Linked DNA regions of Homo sapiens: region 1 is linked to region 2. Evidence: chromatin loops called from intact Hi-C (ENCODE). Cell type or tissue: gastrocnemius medialis. All regions are shown on one strand. Each heading gives the region's core, and the rest is flanking DNA. Links, peaks and the distances in the headings are about the cores only. Region 1 overlaps MAST4 (microtubule associated serine/threonine kinase family member 4). Region 2 overlaps MAST4 (microtubule associated serine/threonine kinase family member 4).

Evidence for each region. A loop is a pair of places that touch in the nucleus more often than their neighbours do. Peaks named below come from ENCODE experiments on the same cell type or tissue, not always from the same donor. Only the 100,000 strongest peaks of a DNase experiment are listed, where the experiment ranks them.
Region 1: a loop joins it to region 2, with 8 times the contacts of the local background. A loop is called at or near these places in 47 of 110 quality-filtered maps.

What each region holds. Positions count from the first base shown.
Region 1 is chr5:66,991,255-66,994,178 of GRCh38, forward strand. The region is part of intron 4 of MAST4 (microtubule associated serine/threonine kinase family member 4); the gene reads left to right. Among named protein-coding and RNA genes, the nearest start is that of MAST4-AS1, 11 kb to the right of the region's middle. In gastrocnemius medialis, for the core only: no CTCF peak of the experiment used is centred there; a DNase peak (open chromatin) is centred at 1,587; H3K27ac peaks cover 972 bases.
Region 2 is chr5:67,093,817-67,096,740 of GRCh38, forward strand. MAST4 (microtubule associated serine/threonine kinase family member 4) reads left to right here. Exons shown (of 29, transcript NM_001164664.2): 7 at 1,781-1,859. Among named protein-coding and RNA genes, the nearest start is that of MAST4-AS1, 91 kb to the left of the region's middle. In gastrocnemius medialis, for the core only: no CTCF peak of the experiment used is centred there; DNase peaks (open chromatin) are centred at 1,225 and 1,785; H3K4me3 peaks cover 676 bases; H3K27ac peaks cover 2,500 bases.

The DNA of each region.
Region 1 (2,924 bases), core at 108-2,607, 100 kb before region 2:
TGGCTCATATTTACGAAATGCCAAAAAAGAACCAAGAGTTCTTTTTCCTTTCTCCTCGAAAATTGCCCTTGTTTGGATACTTACATGTTATATGATGGGCATAACCCCTGGGTCCCATGTTGATAGATGAGTGTTAGACTCACCCAGAATATTACCTGTCTTATATCTTTGAAGCACATACGAAATAGCCTTTGTGATTTGAGTGACTGGGCCAGTGTTCTCCATTATGTGCAGCAGGCTTCACTCCACAATAAAGCTGAAAGAACTTCACTCCCCAGTAAAGCTGAAAGTAACAGACAATACCTCAAGTTTTAGGTGCTTTACAGATACCTGGCAGCTCACTGAAGTATATCCAATCCTGTTTCTGGGACAAAATCACTGGATGGATCTTTCCGAGCCATGATTTTTGCAGTAATGTTTCTGAAGCTATAGCACTAGATACAAAGGATAAATAGAAAAATGATTATTTTGAAAGGGGAGAGAAAGGACTCTGGCAGTATCTGATGCCACTCTAGATGTTAAATGTGGTTATGTTTATCTTTTAGCCCCAGGCAGTTTATGGTTTAGGATTTTTGAACGATTGAAGGATGTGCCTCCATGAGCCCTCACCAGAGACAGCCTGGGCCTTCCTGCTTTTTTCTGTGTGTTTTGCATCAAGCAGTGTTATTTGAAGGTAGCTGCAGTTCCTTCAGGGAAGATGAGTTGGCAGCAAGGCAGACAGATACAGTCATGGAGCAAGTTACTAAAGACTTGTAAATCACTCTCAAGTTATATAATGTGATTTAATATATATTAAAACAATGATAGCAGAAATAAATAACTCATGTAGGATGAACTGTTTTCAGTTTTCCATGATGCCTGCAAATCTTTTTCTGTATGCATGCGTGATTTTATGATTGCAATCGTAATACAGGTGCACTTTTTTCTGTTGTTTTTTCATGTAATGCATTACCATGCTGCTATATAATCTTCATAATGATCATTTTTGGTGTCTGCATAATTAGTAAATAAGTCATCTACTCTTGATAACTATGAGGAAAATAAAAGAGATAGTGTCTATATCAAGAACTGATGTCCTTTTCAGTGTTTCGCATCTTCACTTCCGGTTTTCTCTAATGAAAAGAATTAGGGAGATGGAGTGATAGCTACCACTCCTTGGGAAGCCTGTCTCTAAATTCTGATGGGTAGCATCATCTACTAAACTCAGACTTCCGAAGTCATGGGCAGACTTTCCCCATCACCTATACCTTGCACTTTCATCTTAAAGTTTCAGTCCCCTTTAAACTGTAAAGCCAGCTAGATGGTCACATCTTCTAAGTTATCAACTAAACGTTAATTCTTACTTATCAATCTCATCTAAAGCCTTAGGTGAGATTGATTGTCTGTGCAATACAGGCAAGAACAAGATGTAGGAACGGGCAGTTGTGAAAGAGGAAGAAATGTGCTAGGAGAGGAGATGAACAGAGGGAACTGATTGTGAAACATTACTCAGATGAGCTGATCTGAAGTCTGTTCAACTTTGTAACTCCTCCTAAGTGCGACGGAAGGTTTCACTGGGTAAGCTGACATTTGTGAGCCAGGAGCCCCAGACTGTGAGGTGGTGGCCAGCAGATTGCAAACCTTGAGCACTGTTGATGTAGCACTCTTGATTCTCATCTTTTCTCTGCTATGGCTGTGTGTGTTGATCATGTTTCCAGCAGGATTGAGTTACTACCTTGGAAAAAGGTCACCCTGCTCAAGTTCATGTTTTTATTCATCTTTTTAGAGAAGACAAACTACACTTTACTTCAGCCATACTTATTGGGAAGGAAAGTAAAAACCCAATAGTGGCGTTTGGTTCATTTATTAATAAACCTTTTAAATATGCCTGAATATCATGGACTTTTTATTGATCATTTTATTACTCATTACGAAGATTGTCAATAATGACAGTGCTTTAAAAGAAAAATCATCCAGCCAATTGACAAAGGCAACCTGATTTTGGAAGCATCCCTCAGGGCTTATCTGTAGAAGTTGGAAAAATAGAAAAATAACTGTTTTTGTTTTTAGTTAACCTTAGAAAAATGTGTGTGCAACCATTCATTCCGCTGAGTGTCTGGTGTGTACTTTGAGACATACACAGATGAATAGAAACGGTCCTTGTACTTGGAGAGCTTTAAGCATAGTAGGGCATTAGACCTGTAAACACATAATTGTGCTGCAGTGGAATGACTGGTAAAAAAGAGGCATGCATATGAATAAAATTCATTGGGGAGCCAGGAGAAAAACCATTTATGTCTGCAGGAAAAGGTCAGGACCACTTTGCTGGAGAGGTGACCTTACAGCTCATGCTTGAAAGATGTGCAGGTTTCCAAGCAGAGGAGCTGGAAATTCTAGGAAGAGGAACAGGATGTGCAAAGGCAGTGAGGTGTGGCAGAGCTTACTGTGTCTGAGGAGCTTAAAGTAATCCAGTATTTCTGACAGGCACATAAACAACAGAGGGCACTTGTTAAGGGATGAGGCAGGAGAAATAACAAGGGATTATAGCATAAAATATTCCATTAAAAGAGGTTTTGATATTTTTGTGGAGTACCTCTCAAACTTTAAGAATCACCTGGACATTTTAGTAGAATGCAGATTTCTGGGCTGTACTTCCAGAATTATAGAATCAATGGGTGTGCAGAAGACCCCCCCCCCCACCCCACCAAATCTGCATTTCTAACAAGCACTCCAGATGATTCAATGATGATAAGACAGAAACCATGTGTGGAGAAATACTGCTGTAGAACAATGGGGACCCATTCAACTTTGTTTCATGGGAGAGTGATATGACTGCGTGCACCTGTTTGAGCTGAGCAGTTTTGGAAGAATGGTTTCACATTGACAGTGAGGAGCACCAAGAGGAAGGAACGGTACCGCATTAATCTACACAAGAGATCGTGGAA
Region 2 (2,924 bases), core at 266-2,765:
ATTAAAGGGACTGAATAATTCTTTTAAAATCATATCCTTTTCTTACTTTATCAAATTGGAGGTGTTTAAAATATATAGTGCAGGTATGGATTCTTAACTGTTTAATAAGTAGCCAAATAAAATAATATCAACCAGTGTCCATTTAATAATCAAGTATCTTTGTAAGCATGTTATTACAATTACTTTCTTCTTAAATCATTAACATTTTCAGTTGTTTAAAAGTATTTCAAAAGAACATATAATTTATCTCAATTTCTTTTATCTGGTATATTTACATACATCTTACTTTGCTTCTTTTTTTTAACATACTTGATTCATTTGTACTCCAATCATGGTACAGAAATGACAGGTAAATTTTACTAAAATCTTAACATTGTAGTAGTTCTGTGATTTGTCCACTTGAATTTTTCCGTCTTGTCTTTGTGGACCATTTGCATTTATTGGAGGTTACACCCATGGCAGCCTATAATTTTATTTTCCTACGAATATAAATTTAGGCTAAAATGTCAGTTTTTTACGTTAACATCTAACTGTGACGTTTCTCAAATTCAAGCCTAATGTTGTTGAATTCCCTAACTTCAATTTATTGTGAATGTATCCCTGGTAAATTTTGTCCACTCTTGTCACTTGGCAAGTTAACATAATAACAAACGTAATAACACGAATTACAAAATGTCCATATATGACACTGCAATCTTATTGACCTAAAAATGCAATGTTGCTTTTTTTAAAGTGTGTTTTTCCTTTTTTTTGCCCCTTGACAAATTTGCATAGAACATTCAAAATGTTCTGTGGCTTTTAAGGCACAGTCTTGCGTTTAAAGTAATAGCTCTGGAATGCCAGAGATTTCAGAAAATTTGCTTTCTGTTGTCCCCTTCCCTTTGCAGCAGTATTGTTTCTACTGCTGCATTCACTCATCTGAGACCCTTGTAATGACCCTTATCCACAGCCAAACTCCAACTGAGAAACCACCCATTCTATCATCACTTGAAGATAAAACCACCCTTTTCATGGCTCCTGCCAGCTTTGCCTCTAAGGCTGAGGCAAACAACTTTACTCTTTGCATTAAGTTCTATCACTGGTGGAGAAGGTTTCACTCTGCCCCCACTGTTGACTGGCCAGAGCTGGGCTGCATGCTCAAAGACTCTGCAGGAGGCTTTGCTGTAACAAGCCAGGTCATGTCCGAAGGCAGTAACTCTTAAGAGATTCTAAGCATAAGGTCAGTTACTTACTTAATGCTAAAGTTATTTGACACTTCAGGCCTGAGCCAGCCATGAGCCTAATGATCCCTTCTTCCCTAAGCATGATGAGTATAACTGTTCCTTGAAAATAATAAGCAGAAAGTGTTTCGGATGCAAAGAAAGTCCCCACAGGCCCTTGTGCCATGCTGGAAGTTAGCCCCTTCCAAAGATCATTTGCTCTGGTTATCAGCTTCCAGATGAGAGTGTTTTCCTCCTGCCTTTCTGTTCTTATTCATTTGAATCTGCTGAGTCTGACCATTGTAATTATCCCTGGTATTCATTTTGTCAAAGTATATTAGTGAGACATCAATAATATGGATCAACCCATTCCCTTTCTACTTGTTTGGTTGTATTGATTCAGTTTAAATAAAAGTCAACCTACTGTATAATGTTTGTTTACCCTGACCCTTGCTGAACATTTCCACATCCTCACAGACTATGTTTGTGTCATTTGTTTGACTAAAAATACTTAGTTTCCCTGGGGTTCCCATGTGACAGTACGCCAGTGTTGGCCTAAGCTAAACTCACTTTCTCAATAGGACTGATGGACGCCGCTGGTCGTTGGCTTCTCTCCCTTCCTCTGGCTATGGGACAAACACACCCAGCTCTACGGTCTCTGTAAGTGCCTGACTTTTTTTTTTTTTTTCTCTTCCTCACAACAACAGAGCTATTACACAGGCAGTGTTTTCTCTGGGTGTTTCCTGGTAGGGAGGAGAAGATAAATTCTGCATGTCTGCCACTCTGAATAAGTGACACATCAAATGATGGCCTGACAAAAATAAAAAGGACATACTTTCGCTGCAAGCTTTTAAACTGTAGTGCATAAATTGAGTAAGTTCCAGGATCACAAGTTTGGAGGAAACTGGAAGCTTTCATTTTAATAACATTTGGTGTAGTTCGGGGGGAAAAACACAATCTAGTTTTATTGCTTTGGTTCCATGCCAGTGACATTATGCTAAAAATGCCATTGAACTTCGATAGACTGGGTCTTTCTTCCTATGTGGCTTAGATAGAGGTTTGTTTTGTTTTGTTTTCTTTCTCCTTCAAAGAAAAAAAAAAGGCAAGTCTTAATTTGTCTGTGCCTTCTAGGTAAGAACTTTCTTTTAAGAAAGAATTAAAACAACTTAGAAGAAGGTTAAGATAAATAAAGACATAGTGGAATTATGAAAATAGGATAGAGGAAAATGGATACTCTTGCCCCAAACTATAACATTTCAACAAGAGACCTAGCAATTACTGGAAACAACTCAGTAGGTTAGATGTATGTTTTTTTAGTTTATGTTAGTGATCATGTGGGATAACTGTATCTGCAGGGCTATAGAAACAAGGTGGTCATTTAGAAGGGCCTAGTAGATTGCAGGTGTTCAATATATGGAGTGATCTGGCTCTCTTTGCACCAGCAAGGAATGTGGACCTAGAGCCTCATTTTGTCAAAATCTCTGGTTTATTGTTTAGGGATATCCATCTATTGTATTTTTGATAGCCCCCAGCACTCCATTAAGCACATAGGTTTAGCCACTTAATAACACTTGAATGACAAGAAACTACAGTTAAATAGATAAATTCTAACTGGTATCACCTCTGCCTTATACTGATGTATTTCCAGAATTCCAAGTATAATAATATAACGTAGATTTTCTGGAGTACCTTTAAAACCAAATTGTTAAAAGCTGTTGGGTTATT